Linked DNA regions of Homo sapiens: regions 2 and 3 are each linked to region 1. Evidence: read pairs that join two places in POLR2A ChIA-PET (ENCODE). Cell type or tissue: HepG2. All regions are shown on one strand. Region 1 has its middle 29 kb from the start of PIK3CB. Region 2 overlaps PIK3CB (phosphatidylinositol-4,5-bisphosphate 3-kinase catalytic subunit beta). Region 3 has its middle 22 kb from the start of LINC01391.

Region 1 (5,000 bases):
TTTGTTTGTTTTTTTGAGACAGAGTCTTGTTCTGTCACCCAGGCTGGAGTGCAGTGGCATGATCTAGGCTCACTGCAACCTCTGCCTCCAAGGTTCAAGCAATACTTGTGCCTCAGCCTCCCAGGTAGCTGGGATTATAGGCATGCACCACCATGCCCAGGTAATTATTTTGTATTTTTAGTAGAGACATGTTTCAACAAGTTTCACCATGTTGGCCAGGTTAGTCTCAAATTCCTGACCTCAAGTGACCTCCCATCTCGGCCTCCCAAAGTGCTGGGATTATAGGTGTAAGCTACTGTACCTGGCCTATTTTTTAAATTTTTCGAGATAGGGTCTTGTTCTATTGCCCAGGCTGGAATGCAGTGGCAGGATCACAGCTCACTGCAGCCTCAAACTCCTGGCCTCAAGCAATCTTCCTGCCTCAGCTTCCTGAGTAGCTGGGACTACAGGCACATGCCACCATGCTAATTATTTTCATTTCATTTCTTTTCTCTTTTTTTTTTTTTTGTGGGAATGGGGTTTCACCATGTTGCCTAGGCTGGTCTCCAACTCCTGGGCTCAAGCAATCCTCCTGCCTCAGTCTCCCAAAGTGCTTGGATTACAGTTCTAAGCCACTGTGCCCAGCCCTCTTCCTGTTTTTGGTACCCAGCTGCCCAGATAGTATGCTGAACACCACCCACTCCATATCCAGCACCAGAAGACAGCAGAATGACCTTAGTTTATAATGGCAAAAGAAATGCCCAGTTGAGCCCAGCCCAAATTGATGCCGACACAGAATGGCAAGTTAAATAGTTGTAGTTTACAGCACTACATTTGGGGCTAGTTTGATGTTATTTCTATTTTGTTAAAATAGGTGTGCACAATCCCAGCACTTTGGGAAGCCAAGGCAGGCAGATCACCTGATGTCAGGAGTTCAAGACCAGCCTGGCCAACATGGTGAAACCCTGTCTCTACTAAAATACAAAAATTAGCCAGGCATGGTGGTGGGCACCTGTAACCCAGCTACTCAGGAGGCTGAGGCAGCAGAATCGCTTGAACCCAGGAGGTGGAGGTTGCGGTGAGCCAAGATCGCGCCACTGCACTCCAGTCTGGGTGACAGAGCCAGACTCCGTCTCAAAAAAAAAAAAAAAAAAAATGGTATGCACATATAGAAGGAAAGTAGCATTGCTGTTTATACAAAAGAGAACTCACAGCCTTCTCTTTACCTGTGATGAAATTCAGGCAAAGAGACCTCTTGGCTAGGCAAGACTTACCATGGTCCCAACTACCAGCACAGGAAAAAATATATTGCAGAGAAAAGTTGTTTAAACAGTAAGGAAAATAAAGCCAGGCACAGTGGCTCATTCCTGTAATTCCAGCACTTTGGGAGCCTGAAGTGGGAGGATTGCTTGAGCCCAGGAGTTGGGGACCAGCCTGGAGAACACAGGGAGATCCCATCTCTACAAAAACCTTTAAAAATTAGCCAGGCTGGGGCGCCGTGGCTCTCGCTTGTAATCCCAGTACTTTGGGAGGCCGAGGAGAGCGGATCACTTGAGGTCAGGAGTTCAAGACCAGTCTGACCAACATGGTGAAAACCCATCTCTACTAAAAATATGCAAATTAGCCGAGCCAGGCCGGGCGCAGTGGCTCACGCCTGTAATCCCAGCACTTTGGGAGGCCAAGGCGGGCAGATCGCCTGAGGTCGGGAGTTGGAGATCAGCCTGACCAACATGGAGAAACCCCATCTCTACTAAAAATACAAAAAATTAGCTGGGCATGGTGGCGGATGCCTGTAATCCCAGCTACTAGAGAGGCTGAGGCAGGAGAATTGCTTGAACCCCAGAAGCAGACATTGCAGTGAGCTGAGATCGTGCCATTGCACTCCAGCCTGGGCAACAAGAGTGAAACTTCATCTCAGAAAAAAGAAAGAAAGAAATAATTAGCTGAGCCGGGGGTGGTGGCAGGAGCCTGTAATCCCAGCTACTCAGGAGGCAGAGACTGGGAGGCGGGGGTTACAGTGAGCCAAGATAGTGCCATTGCTCTCCAGCCTGGGTGACAGAGCAAGACTGCATCTCGAAAAAAAAAAAATTAGCTGGGTTGAGTGATACGTGCCTGTAGTCCCAGCTATGCAGGAGGCTGAAGTAGGAGGATCGCTTGAGGCAGGAAGGTAGAGGTTGCAGTGAGCTAAGATGGTGCCACTGCACTCCAGCCTGTGTGAGAGAGTGAGGCCCTGTCTCAAACACCAAAACAAAACAAAAAACACAAAATTATATGAACAAAATCACCCAACACAAATTTCTTCCCAAAGATGAAACTCTTTCTTCTGAGAGGCCCTAAACATGGCTGTTCAGCCACTATGAACTAATAAAGTTACACAGTGCTTGAGACCTGCTCTGGGTTATTTTCTGTGTTTCCAAGTCGAGTTAGGCTGGCTGATGCAACCCAATCCTGCCATCTCTTCACTAGCCATGAGTATCAGGTTGGCATGTGGAGTATACCTTCCTCAAAGGAATCAGTACCCGGTTGACCAGATCCCCACAGTGTTTCTCACTGTCTCCCATGAGTCACCAGGGCACACTCTGCATTTACAGCCCCGCCCATAACCAAGAAAGCTCTTCAGTTTCCTAGCTCCCTTCCCTGGCTTCTGCAGTAAGGTGTGACATTGACAATTATAATCTGGTACTTAGCCCTGTGGCTTCTGCTCTGTGCCAACCCTGGCTTTAGACAACCCTATGAAATCCTACAAAGGGTGGCATATCTGGCTGAAACCTCCCAGTGGGGGAAGGAAGGAGGGTTTAAGACAGCACTTTACTCAGTCTCCATGTAAATGAGCCCTTCCTGCAGGGGCCAGGGCCTCCTCAGTTTTCTGGGTCGGCATTGGACTTTGGACATTGGAACTGTCAGCAAGCCCTCTCACAGGAAAGGTGTTTGCCTTCCCAGTGGCAAACAGTCTATTATTCTAAACTTGGACGTGCTAGGACTGACTCATCCCTCCCTTGCGGCATCGATACTCGGTATCAGGCCACAGCCTAGCTGCAAAATCTCAGCTGGCTGGTAGTTTTCCCTCCTTCTCCGCCCACCCTGCTTCAACACGGTCCTTGATGCCAATCTCAAATTTCCCTGGTGGCTCAGCGCCCCAATTCAGCACTGAAGTTTTTACTTTTTTGCTTTCCCACACAAGCAAATATTTGTTAGTAATTTCCCAGCTCTTCATACTCTTGTGATTTCTTTAACCCACCTTTTGTAACCCGCTTTCCCTCTGCTCCAGGGTCTTGGTCATTACCTCTTCTAACTCAATTACATGACTTTCTTTTTTCCCACTTCCTCTTTCCTTCCATTGTTATGCAGGCGGAGGGGAGGGTGCTAAATGCACAAAAAGGAGAATTGGATTAGGTAGCAGGATATCTCACTGCTCTCTTCCTGGTTCTGCCCTGACCCTGAGTTCTCACTTTAATAAGCCGCACACCCACTCCACATGCTGTCTTCCCACTTGCAATGAGCCAGCAGTGTGGGAGAAATCAGTAAGAGTGCCTTGGCAGTGGCTCTGACGGAGGGTGGGGTGGATTCTGGGAGAATTCAAAGGTGGTGGCACCTTGTTACCATTTACTCAGGTGAGCTGGAGATTCTGATATTACAAAACAACAAACTCGACAGAAAGGAAGAAAACAGTAATGTTGGGAAGAAAAACAGTTTGGTTCAGGGATGTCAATGCTGGGAAAATTTGTATAAAATATCTGTCTGGAACTAGTCTTTCAAATAATGACAATCATTCTTTTGAGGGGACAGACACCCCTTGGAAAATCTGATGAAGGATATAGACTCCAGAAAATCACCGGGAAAATGTATATAAATGAAGTCAGGCACAGTGGGGTGCCTCTGTAGTCCCAGCTGCTGGGGAGGCTGAGGCGGGAGCCTCCTTGAGTCCTAGAGGCACACGAACGCCTTTAGGAAGCGGGTATAAGGAGCAGAGAACTGTAAGCAGGGCTTCCCTTCTTTGTAAATCTCATCTAGAGTTCAGGGCAGTTCAGAGAAAGCATTCATTTGTTCATTCATTCAACAAGTAACTCTTTGAGAAACTTCCAAGTGTCAAGCCCCATGCTGGGCCACATTGTGAGGCAGAAGGAGGTGAATCAGACACAGTGCCTGCTCCCGGGACACTCACGGTCTGGTGGGGGATACCAAGATAGAACAGGCAATGAGTGTACAGTGATGGCAGAGGTAGCAGAGAGAACTGTGGGAGCCTGGGGGTGGGGGCAGGGGCAGAACTACTTCCTACAGTTCCCTCTTCCCACAGCAATCTGGTCCTATACCTCTCTGACTACAAAGCAAAACAGTTAAAAAAAAAAAAAAAATCCAAGTATTCCCTGAGGTGCTACTCTGAGCTGTCCATGTCAGAGCTCTCACCCACACTGTGGCCCCATCCAGCTTTCACCTCTCAACTGGGATGGAGCCTGTGAACCCTCTCTCTCCTCACAGGCTCCCCAGGGTGCTGCCAAAGGCCTCACAGCCAACATACCCCCTATACCATCAAGGGCAGCTCCTCCTCCCCAGACCAGCTTTTGAATAAATTACCAACCCCCTTTGCACTTCCTTCTTTCTGTGCTTAAACCTTATTCATTTTATTTATTTATTATTATTATTTTAGACACACAGTCTCACTCTGCTCCCAGGCCGGAGTGCAGTGGCGTGATCATAGCTTATCGCAGCCTTGAACTCCTGGGCTCAAGCGATCCTCCCACCTCAGACTCTGGAGTAACTGGGATTACAGGTGTGAGCCACCATGTACAGCTCCTATTCCTTTTAATAGTTGAGCTGCAGGGAAATAAGGAGTAATGAAAATAGCTAGCTTTAAGGAAGTTAGAGATTTGCAAGAAACCTGAAGTGTCCTGGTAAGAGCTGGTCCTTTTATTCACAGCATCCAAAGGCTGGGGCTGGGCTGGGCTTCCTTACACTTCTTCCCTGACTTCTCCCTTCTTAGGGGTTTTAGGGGAAAGCATCCAGCTCCAAGTTTGGGCATCAGC
Region 2 (5,000 bases), 180 kb after region 1:
CAAACTGTTCAGATATCATTAACTTTCTGCAGGTCAGAAGTGCACATTCCTGCTGTCTCAGTACAATTTGGTGTCATCCTTGAAGCATACTGCCGGGGAAGTGTGGGGCACATGAAAGTGCTTTCTAAGCAGGTATCAGCTTGTTTTATTTATTCATTTTTTCTTTTTTTGACAGACAACGTTTAAAGCATGAATATCAGCTTGTTTTAATCTTCATGTTCAATTTGGTACTTGGTGTTTGATCAGTTTTATCAAATGCCATTTCTCCCACCACATTATTTCATAGAAGTCTCAGTAACAGACAACCTGATGAATACATTCTTTTGTCAAAATTTAAGTCAAAAAATGAAGTTTCAATGAACTTAGCACAAAAATATTAACTGAATGCTACCTGAAAAATAATTACTCGGCATTCCTAATATATTCTATATTAATCCCAAAGTGCTAAGAAATGCAGATGTGAACCACCACACCCAGCCCCACCCTTTTTTTTTTTTTTTTTTTTTGTGACAGAGTCTCGCTCTGTTGCCCAGGCTGGAGTGCAATGGCACTATCTTGGCTCACTGCGACCTCCGCCTCCCGGGTTCAAGCGATTCTCCTGCCTCAGCCTCCCGAGTAGCTGGGACTACAGGCATGCGCCACCATGCCCAGCTAATATTTTGTATTTTTAGTAGAGACAGGGTTTCACTGTGTTGGCCAAGCTGGTCTTGAACTCCTGACCTCGTGATCCGCCCGCCTCGGCCTCCCAAAGTGCTGGGATTACATGTGTGAGCCACCGTACCTGGCTGCCCCACCCTATTTTTATATCAGATTCCTAATTTCCAGTTAAACTACTCTTTTCTAATTCATTTGCATTGCCAGAAGAACTCTCATAGGCTTCCATTAGGTGTTTTTAATATTTAGGATTTTTCATGATGTTAAAAACTTTTTCTGATCCCTTACTTTTGAAAAGCCCATTAATGATTGTAATAATAGCTAATGTTTATTCATCACTTATTATGGGTCATTTATTCTTAACAACAACATGGAATCAATATTATTAATCCTCTGAATTTTATAGAACCCTGAAATATATCTCACATCTCTGCCTATTTCCCTTGTGTTCATGGCTACCATCCTAGTCCAAGCTACTATTCTTTTTCACTGGACTTCTTCATTAACTATCTAAATTGTACCCCGTGTTTCCCTTCCTACATCTCCCCCAACATTCTATACACAGAAGATAAAGTGACATTTTAAAAATGTAGACTGTGGCCAGATGCAGTGGCTCACACCTGAAAACCCAGCACTTTGAAAGGCTAAGGTGGGAGGATCACTTAAGCCCAGAAGTTTGAGACTAACCTGCACAACATAGTGAGACCCATCTCTAGAAAAAATTAGAAGGTGGCTTGCAACTGTAGTCCCAGCTACTTGAGAGGCCGAGGTGGGAGGATTGCTTGAGCCCAGGAATTTGAGGTTGCAGTGAGCTATGATTTGATTGTACCACTACACCCTAGCCTGGGCAACAGAGCAAGACCCTGTCTCAAAAAAAGAAGTAGATTGTATTACATCATTTCCCTTTTAAAATCCCTTCAATAATTTTTCATTGCACTATGAGTAAAATTCAAATTTTCTGCCAAAGCCTGTTAGGCCATACTTAGTCATAACTTGCTTATTGTCATCATATAACCATTTTCCACACTGCATATTTTCTGGGAGCCTCAGCTTGATGTTAAAGACAATAAAAGGATGATATATGTATGAACAAATTATTCTAACTCCTGTTTTTTTTTTTTTTTGATTGATGAATTGTGAGAGGAAGACTTTACCCTGTACATAGCTGTTCTTGTTATTACTATAAACTTACAAAAGGACAAGGTGTTGAAACACTTAAAGTATTAGACTTATGTCCATGGGGTATTCAGGACACTGTTCCAGGAAGTGTGGATATCAACACAATTAGAGATGGAGCATGAAAACTTTCAACTGTACAGACATGGAAGAAGTTTCAAATTTCACATACTTGTAAAAAGTTCCTGTTTGCTTAGCCCAGTTTTTATCTGGTTGCCTTGTCACCAGTGTTTGTACAGCTCCTGAAACTGTTGAGAAGTAGAGTGATCTGTGGTTTTAACAGATGGCTAACTTGGTAAGTTTCAGCCATCTCAATTTTATCATCAAGCTGCATAGGTCCTTCCTAGTTTCCTGTGAGCAAGGTCTCAGCCTCTGTGGAAACTGCATGCTTGAATTCATCTCCCTACATAGTCTTAGTGGTTTCCTTGCATAGAAGCAGAATTTAAAAATGAAAACATGTTATAAATTAAATCTCTTGTTCATGGAATTTCAAGCCACATTGTTTATATTTGTGATAGACATATTTTATATGCTTGTTACGGTATACTTTTTAATTCTATTTTTAACATTTGTTTTTTCCAGTTTTAATGATATACTTGTAAAATAAGCTGCTCCTTCTTTATGCGTGGCTGAAGTTGTTATGAATTTTATGTACTGTGACATAAAAGACCCTCAGTTATTAAATAATAAAGTTGAATTTTATTTGTTGTTATTATTTATTTATTTATTTTATTTTTTGTGATGGAGTCTCACTCTGTCACCCAGGCTGGAGTACAGTGGCATGATCTTGGCTCACTACAACCTCTGCCTTCCAGATTCAAGTGATTCTCCTGCCTCAGCCTCCCTAGTAGCTGTGATTACAGGTGTGCGCCACCACGCTTGGCTAATTTTTGTATTTTTAGTAGAGAGGAGGTTTCACCATATTGGCCAGGCTGGTCTTGAACTCCTGACCTCAAGTGATCCGCCCACTTCAGCTTCCCAAAATACTGGGATTACAGGCATGAGCCACTGCACCTGACCCTGATTTATTTATTTTTTGAGACATAGTCTCACTGTGTTGCCCAGGCTGGAGAGTGTAGTGGTACGATCTTGGCTCACTGCAGCCTCCAGCTCCCAGGTTCCAGTGATTCTCCTGCCTCAGCCTCCTGAGTAGCTGGGATTACAGGTGCACACCACCGTGTCTGGCTAATTTTTGTATTTTTAGTAGATAGGGGGTTTCTCCATGTTGGCCAGGCTGGTCTTGAACTCCTGGCCTCAACTCATCCACTTGCCTCAGTTTCCCAAAGTGCTGGGATTACAGACGTGAGCCATCACACCCAGCCTAAAGTTGAATTTTAAACATAATGGTTTTGATTTAGTTGGCCATTGTTGATACACCTTGTACTACTTGCATAAGTTTTTTTTTTTACTTGCATAAGTTTTGATAGCCATAGTTATTATAAAAACAAGTAATTTAGATTTGAATAACAAATAGCATGTCTATATTCACACTTTATTATAAAATAATTCGTTCTAGCTATGCTGTTAATGGAAATAGAATATATTGAGATATCATACAAGAGTGATGACAAGAAGTAGATATTAAGGTTGAATAGCAAGAACCTCAGAGTTACTTCTACATAGGTTTTTCTCTAATACTAGGAAGTTGGCCAAATGGACTGGTTTAGGTTAGTGATGTCTCAAATTCTACTATACAATGAATTGCAGAATTTTGAGTAGTTTAAGTTTCATATTTATCTTCTTTCTTTCTTTCTTTTTTTTTTTTTTTTTTTTTTTTTTTGAGACAGTTTCTCACTCTCTTACCCAGGCTGGAGTGCTGCAGTGGCTTAATCTTGGCTCACTGCAACCTCCACCTCCAAGGTTAAAGCGATTCTTATGCCTCAGCCTCCCAAGTAGCTGGGATTACAGGCAAGTGCCACCATGCCCAGCAAATTTTTGTATTTCTTTTTGTAGAGATAGGGTTTCGCCATGTTGCCCAGGCTAGTCTCAAACTCCTGACCTCAAGTGATCCAGCTGCCTCAGCCTCCCAAAGTGCTGGGCCACATTTATCTTCTTAAGTACCCATAGTGCGCACCTGGCCCACATTTATCTTAAGTACCCATAATCTAAGTCTGCTTTTCTCGAATTTGTAAGATTTTGTTTAAGAAAAGGTTTAAAGAAAGTTTGAAAATGATGCTATAACAACTGTTAAAAATAAGTTTATTGTATGTAAAATGCTTTTCGTAAGTCAGACACTATTTTTACTTCAGCTGGTTATGTGTGTTTATGGTTATGTGTATATGTTGGGAGCAGGTGTTATTGATTGATATGATCACATGATATTATATTACTTTTAGTCAAATGAATTTTTGGTGTGGGGAACTTATTTTTCAGGTTGAAGCACTCAATAAGTTAAAAACTTTAAATAGTTTAATCAAACTGAATGCCGTGAAGTTAAACAGAGCCAAAGGGAAGGAGGCCATGCATACCTGTTTAAAACAGAGTGCTTACCGGGAAGCCCTCTCTGACCTGCAGTCACCCCTGAACCCATGTGTTATCCTCTCAGAACTCTAGTAAGTGACTGTGCTTTGCGCAGTGAATCTCCTATGAATAGCAAGCAGAAAGTCACTGCCTTATGGGAGTAGTAGGGCCAGCTGTCAGCCTCAGGAAGTAGAATATAATTAAGGAAGGAAAATCTTAAAAGTTCTCCGAGGCTATGCTTATATTCAATAGGATGTATGCTTATCAGCTAAACTTACCAGTGGATTTAGTGAAAGTTATTACAAATGAATTTATATTTCAATTATATGTAATTAAATTTATTTTCTATATTACTGATTTTTAAGAGTTGACAATCCTAATAAGCAAAATGTTGCAAACTGTAGTAAATTATTTACTGATTGATTTTCCTATTTTAAAATAAGATCTTGTCTTGAGTGAATTTGGCAACTTATTTCTCACTTTCTCATTCCCTACAAAAGTAATAATGGAAAATAATAGTCTGTATTCAGTATATTATCAGTATTCAAATGAATCCCTTGTTAAGAAATCAAGAATGGTCTCAAAATAGTTCTAATTTTAATCCAATGATTTGTTCTAATTTTTTATTCACTAAATGTAATAATGTAAAGTTAAGCAAATAAAAGGAAACGAGAGAAGGAATGTTAAGTGGAGAAGGTGAGAAGGGCCAA
Region 3 (5,000 bases), 58 kb before region 1:
CTGACCACGCTGTTCAAGCTCCTGGATCCAGTTATACCTGAAGACTTGCCATGAGTTTTCAGTGACAAACCAATACACTTTCTTTCTTTCTTTTTATTTATTTATTTATTTATTGGAATTGTAAACAACTTAAGCTGAGTTTCCGTCATCTGCAATTGGAAGACTCCTAATACACTGGGCCTGTGTTACGGAGAAAAAAGCCACAGGCTGAGGCAGAAGAGTCCTCCTCAAGAAGGATCCCAAGAGTCCCAGGACCACAGGCAGCACTGCCTCCATGCCCAGGTCACAAGGTGCAACTCAGATCAGGGGAGGAGTGCTGGGGTGACAGCCTGGCTGCGAGGGACCACACAACTGTGTGGACCCTCTGGATCCTCGAGGACTGCAGCTTTGAGTGGCTGTCAGATGCACCCTGGGCAAGAACGTAACTCACAGCCATCACAGGCGTATAAAGCAATGGCAGAGTCACCACCCTCCACAAGGGGGCAGTGTGGTCCAAAGTGGAAGTAGGTGAGAGAAAAGCTTGTTACTCAAGAAACATCCCCTGTGGACTCCTGGAAGCACCCAGAGGAAGGGCAGTTTTGCAGTGAGCTGAGATCTTGCATTCTGTAGATGGAAACTGAAGCTGCTGATGCCTGGGTTAGGGCTGGGGGCCCCTAGCACCCACAGACAAGAGAAGCTCAATAGTTCCTAGTTTCAATAATTTTTCCTGAAGATGCCCTGGGAAGATGGCAGGTGCTCAGAGGAGATGATCATAGGCTGTACCTGTGACCCAGGCACACCAGCATGGCATGAAATTGAAGAGACGCCAGGCCCCAAGGACATGCAGCCCTGGGAGCAAATAACGTGGTAATAATATCCGAAGACTGACGTCCCAAGACCCCTGACAATAGGCAGGATGGGGGCTTAGAGTCAGAAATTGGATCATTTAAAGAAGGCCACGTAGCTGGGCTTGGTGGCACACATCTGTAGTCCCAGCTATTTGGGAGGCTGAGGCAGAAGGATTACTTGAGCCCAGGAGGTCGAGGCTACAGTGAGCTACGATTGTGCCACCCTACTCCAGCCTGGGCAACAGAGCAAGAGCCTGTCTCTAAAAAATAAATAAATGAAAAAGGGGACCACAACTAATGCTGTTTGTTTCACACTTGAGTTTGTAAAGCAATAGTAAATTCTCTATATCAGGGGTAAATAATAAATTTTCTATATCAGGGGTCCCCAATCCCCGGGCCACCAACTGGTACGAGTCCATGGCCTGTTAGGAACCGGGCCGCACAGCAGGAGGTAAGTGTGGCAGGTTAGCCAGTGAAGTTTCATCTGTATTTACAGCTGCTCCGAATTACCACCTGAGCTCAACCTCCTGTCAGATCAGTGGCAGCATTAGATTCTCATAGGAGTGCGAACCCTATTGTGAACTGTGCATGTGAGGGATCTAAGTTGCCCACTCCTTATGAGAATCAATGCCTGATGATCTGTCACTGTATCCCATCACCACTAGATGGGACCGTCTAGTTACAGCAAAACAACCTCAGGGCTCCCACTGATTCTACATCACGGTGAGTCGTATAATTATTTCATTATATATTGCAATGTAATAATAATAGGAATAAAGTGCACAATAAATGTAATGCACTTGAATCATCCCAAAACCACCCCCCACCCCCATGAAAAATTGTCTTCCGTGAAACTGGTCCCTGGTGTCAAAAAGGTTGGGGACCACTGCTCTATATGTGGTCTCTGCCCTCTCCAGGGCAAGCTGTCAGGAAAGGGCCTGGTGTGTCTGAGGGGACTTGGGAAGGGAATCCCAGTAGCAGAGACATGCAGGAGCCCAGCTTCTCCATGTCCTGGACTCTCTATCTCAGAGTACATGGGGTAAGGTCTGTGGCATTTTCTCAAGCCCTGGATAGGACAGCCACAATTCAGCCATGTGACCTCTCTCCTGAGCATAAATACAAGCGGCCCAACTTGGAACCACTTAAGAAGCAGAAACCAAACCCCAGCGAGATGGAAAGCACTTCACGCATCATCCAGCTCAACCCCCTCAGGGAGCCAAAAAACAAAATAAAATAAAATAAAATAGGCTGGGGCCTTGCCCAAGGTGGCATAGTGAACTGGTGACTCAGCCAGGAGCCAAAGCCAGGCCTCCTGACCACAAGTCTGGAGCTCTGTACCCTGTGCTGCAGGCCCTCTCTCCTGATGAAAATCTCCACATTCCAGATGAGGAAAAGGAAAAGATTTCTGCACCCTGCGTTTATCTTCACATCTGGACTTCACACTCTGGAATTCAATAGTGAGAGCTCATCACTGTCATTTCCTTGGGATAATGCCTATTGCCCTGACCCATAAAGCTTCAGTCTTACTTATTGCCCCAAACCAGCCCTAGCCACTACTGAGTTAGATGGTAACAACAGTAGCAATCATTTATTGAGCATTGTATTCATCAGCATTCTCCAAAGAAACAGAAACAATAGGAGTTGGAGAAGGGCTTATTTTAAGGAATTAACTCCTGCGATTGCAGGGACTGGTAAATCCAAAATCTTATTTTTTTCCTTCCGACAAGATGGCCAAAATCCAAAACCTATAAGGCATGCGAACAAACAGGAAACTCCGGCAAGGGCCCACACTGCAATCCTGAGTCCAAAGGCAGTCTGGAAGCAAAACTCCTACCTCTTCAGGGACATCAGTCTTTTCTATTAAGGAGGGTAATCTGCTTTACTCAAAGTCTACTGATTTAAGGCCAGGCACAGTGGCTCACCCCTGTAATCCCAGCACTTTGGGAAGCTGAGGAGGGGCATCAATTGAGGTCAGGATTTCAAGACCAGCCTGGGCAACATGGCGAAACTCCATCTCTCCTGAAAATACAAAAAAAAAAAAAAAAAAAAAAAAAATTAGCTGGGTGTGGTGGTGCGTGCCTGTGATCCCAGCTACTCGGGAGGGTGAGGCAGGAGAATTGCTTGAACCCGGAAGCTGGTGGGTGAGCCGAGATTGCTCCACTGCACTCCAGCCTGGGCAACAGAGTGAGATTCTGTCCCGAAAAATAAAAATAAAAAATAAAATTAAAAAATTAAAATAAAAAATAAAATCTACTGATTTAAGTGTTAATCATAGCTTTAAAAAAATACCAGCCAGGTACAGTAGCTCACGCCTGTAATCCCAGCACTTTGGGAGGCTGAGGCGGGTGGATCACCTGAGGTCAGGAGTTCAAGACCAGCCTGGCCAACATGACAAAACCCCGTCTCCACTAAAAATACAAAAATTAAGGTCGGGCGCGGTGGCTCATGCCTGTAATCCCGGCACTTTGGGAGGCGCAGGCGGGCGGATCACAAGGTCAGGAGATCGAGACCATCCTGGCTAACACAGTGAAACCCCGCCTCTACTGAAAATACAAAAAATTAGCCAGGCGTGGTGGCGAGCGCCTATAGTCCCAGCTACTCGGGAGGCTGAGGCAGGAGAATGGCGTAAGAAAACCCGGGAGGCGGAGGTTGTAGTGAGCCTAGATCGTGCCACTGCACTCCAGCCTGAGCGAGACTCCGTCTCAAAAAAAAAAAAAAAGAAAATTAACAGGGCATGGTGGCGGGAGCCTGTAATCCCAGCTACTGGGGAGCCTGAGGCAGGAGAATCACTTGAACCTGGGAGGCGGAGGTTGCAGTGAGCTGAGATCGCGCCATTGCACTCCAGCCTGGGCAACAAGAGCAAAACTCCATCTCCAAAAAAAAAAAAAAAAAAAAAAAAAAAAACCTTCACAGTAACATTTAGGCTACTTGTTTGACCAAAAATCTGGATACCATAGCTTATCCTAATTGACACATGAAACCATCACAAGCATTCCTCTGTGCCAGGCATTCAGATCATCTCAACAGCATTTTGAGACAGCCGTCATTATCCCCATCTTACAGAAGATAAAACCAAGGGCTTAAGTCCAAGTCCACGGGAAGTTGCGGACTATATCTGGAATTCCAGTCTCCCCTCCTTCCTTGTCCATGACTTCCCCCATCTCACCACTGGCTCTCACTCGGTTGCAAGAGCCCAAAAAGTGTGTCTAGGCCACAGGTTCTCAGCCACTGACGCACATTACAATCACTGAGAAAAACTCATCACTGAGTTTTTCTCAGAGATGAAGCAAACCAACAAACAAAAACCAATGTTCAGACCCTACCCCCAGAGAGTCTGATTGAGCTGGTCAGAGGTGGGCCCCTGAGCATCAGTATTTTAAGCTCTCCCAGGTGCTTCTAATGTGCAGCAAGGCTGAGAACCATGGTTATAGAAGGTGGGACAATGCAAAGCATGGGTCCCTCATCTCTTTGGAGTAAAGATTGCCCAGCAGAAAATAACCACAACCTAAATGAAATCAAGTAGCTATAAAATAGCCTGTGGGAAAAACTAGCAAATATATTTCCTTTCTCAGCATGAAATTGGCCATTTCCCCTCTCATTTTTCAAGCAGTGTACAGTGAGTATTTCTTTCATTATTTGGAGATACAAAAGAGTGAAACTGAGTTTAATTCATGTGGGCAACAGGCATTTGGTGAGCACTTGCTGAGTGTTGGGCAGCCAGCAGTCAGATCTAATGTGGTTCCTGTCTTTAGCCAGCAAGCCACTGAGGGGGGCAGTAAAGCCCATGAAACAACGTGGGAAGTGCAACGACAGAAACTTGTCCCAAAGGTGCCAGAGCCCAGAGATGGCGACCAGCAACAGGCTGGGCAGGTGAAACACTGGGTTTGACACTGTGAAGCCTGTATTTTGAGAGACTCACAACCACAATGAATATCCCTCCCTTTGTTGTCGAGGCCTTGAGTACTCGAGGCAGCAACCCAACTGTGAAGGGAACCAGCCAGGTCTACCAGCAGATCCTTACCTATTCTACCAGTCCTTGGTGAAATGAGAGAAGCTTACATTTAGAAGCTCTTGGTATTAAAATATCCCTTCTTTTCTGAATTGATAATAGAATTTGGCTTTGCTAATAATGTCCTGATGTGCCAAATCAACAATTGACAAGTCTGTGTGGTT

The links. ChIA-PET counts read pairs that join two places held together with the same protein. Peaks named below come from ENCODE experiments on the same cell type or tissue, not always from the same donor. Only the 100,000 strongest peaks of a DNase experiment are listed, where the experiment ranks them.
Region 2: POLR2A ChIA-PET joins it to region 1 with 5 read pairs; 5 of 35 experiments call an interaction of 5 or more read pairs at or near these places.
Region 3: POLR2A ChIA-PET joins it to region 1 with 6 read pairs; 18 of 35 experiments call an interaction of 5 or more read pairs at or near these places.

The regions. Positions count from the first base shown.
Region 1 is chr3:138,861,090-138,866,089 of GRCh38, reverse strand. No RefSeq gene overlaps it. Among named protein-coding and RNA genes, the nearest start is that of PIK3CB, 29 kb to the right of the region's middle. RefSeq lists enhancers at 2,409-2,703, 2,780-3,321. In HepG2, a CTCF peak has its summit at 2,819; DNase peaks (open chromatin) are centred at 2,559 and 2,919; H3K4me3 peaks cover 577 bases.
Region 2 is chr3:138,684,007-138,689,006 of GRCh38, reverse strand. PIK3CB (phosphatidylinositol-4,5-bisphosphate 3-kinase catalytic subunit beta) reads left to right here. Exons shown (of 24, transcript NM_006219.3): 16 at 33-132; 17 at 4,204-4,382. Among named protein-coding and RNA genes, the nearest start is that of FAIM, 78 kb to the right of the region's middle. In HepG2, no CTCF peak of the experiment used is centred here; DNase peaks (open chromatin) are centred at 16 and 2,046.
Region 3 is chr3:138,919,106-138,924,105 of GRCh38, reverse strand. No RefSeq gene overlaps it. Among named protein-coding and RNA genes, the nearest start is that of LINC01391, 22 kb to the left of the region's middle. RefSeq lists an enhancer at 552-601. In HepG2, CTCF peaks have their summits at 102, 483 (motif pointing right), 1,497 (motif pointing right) and 4,595; DNase peaks (open chromatin) are centred at 485 and 2,185.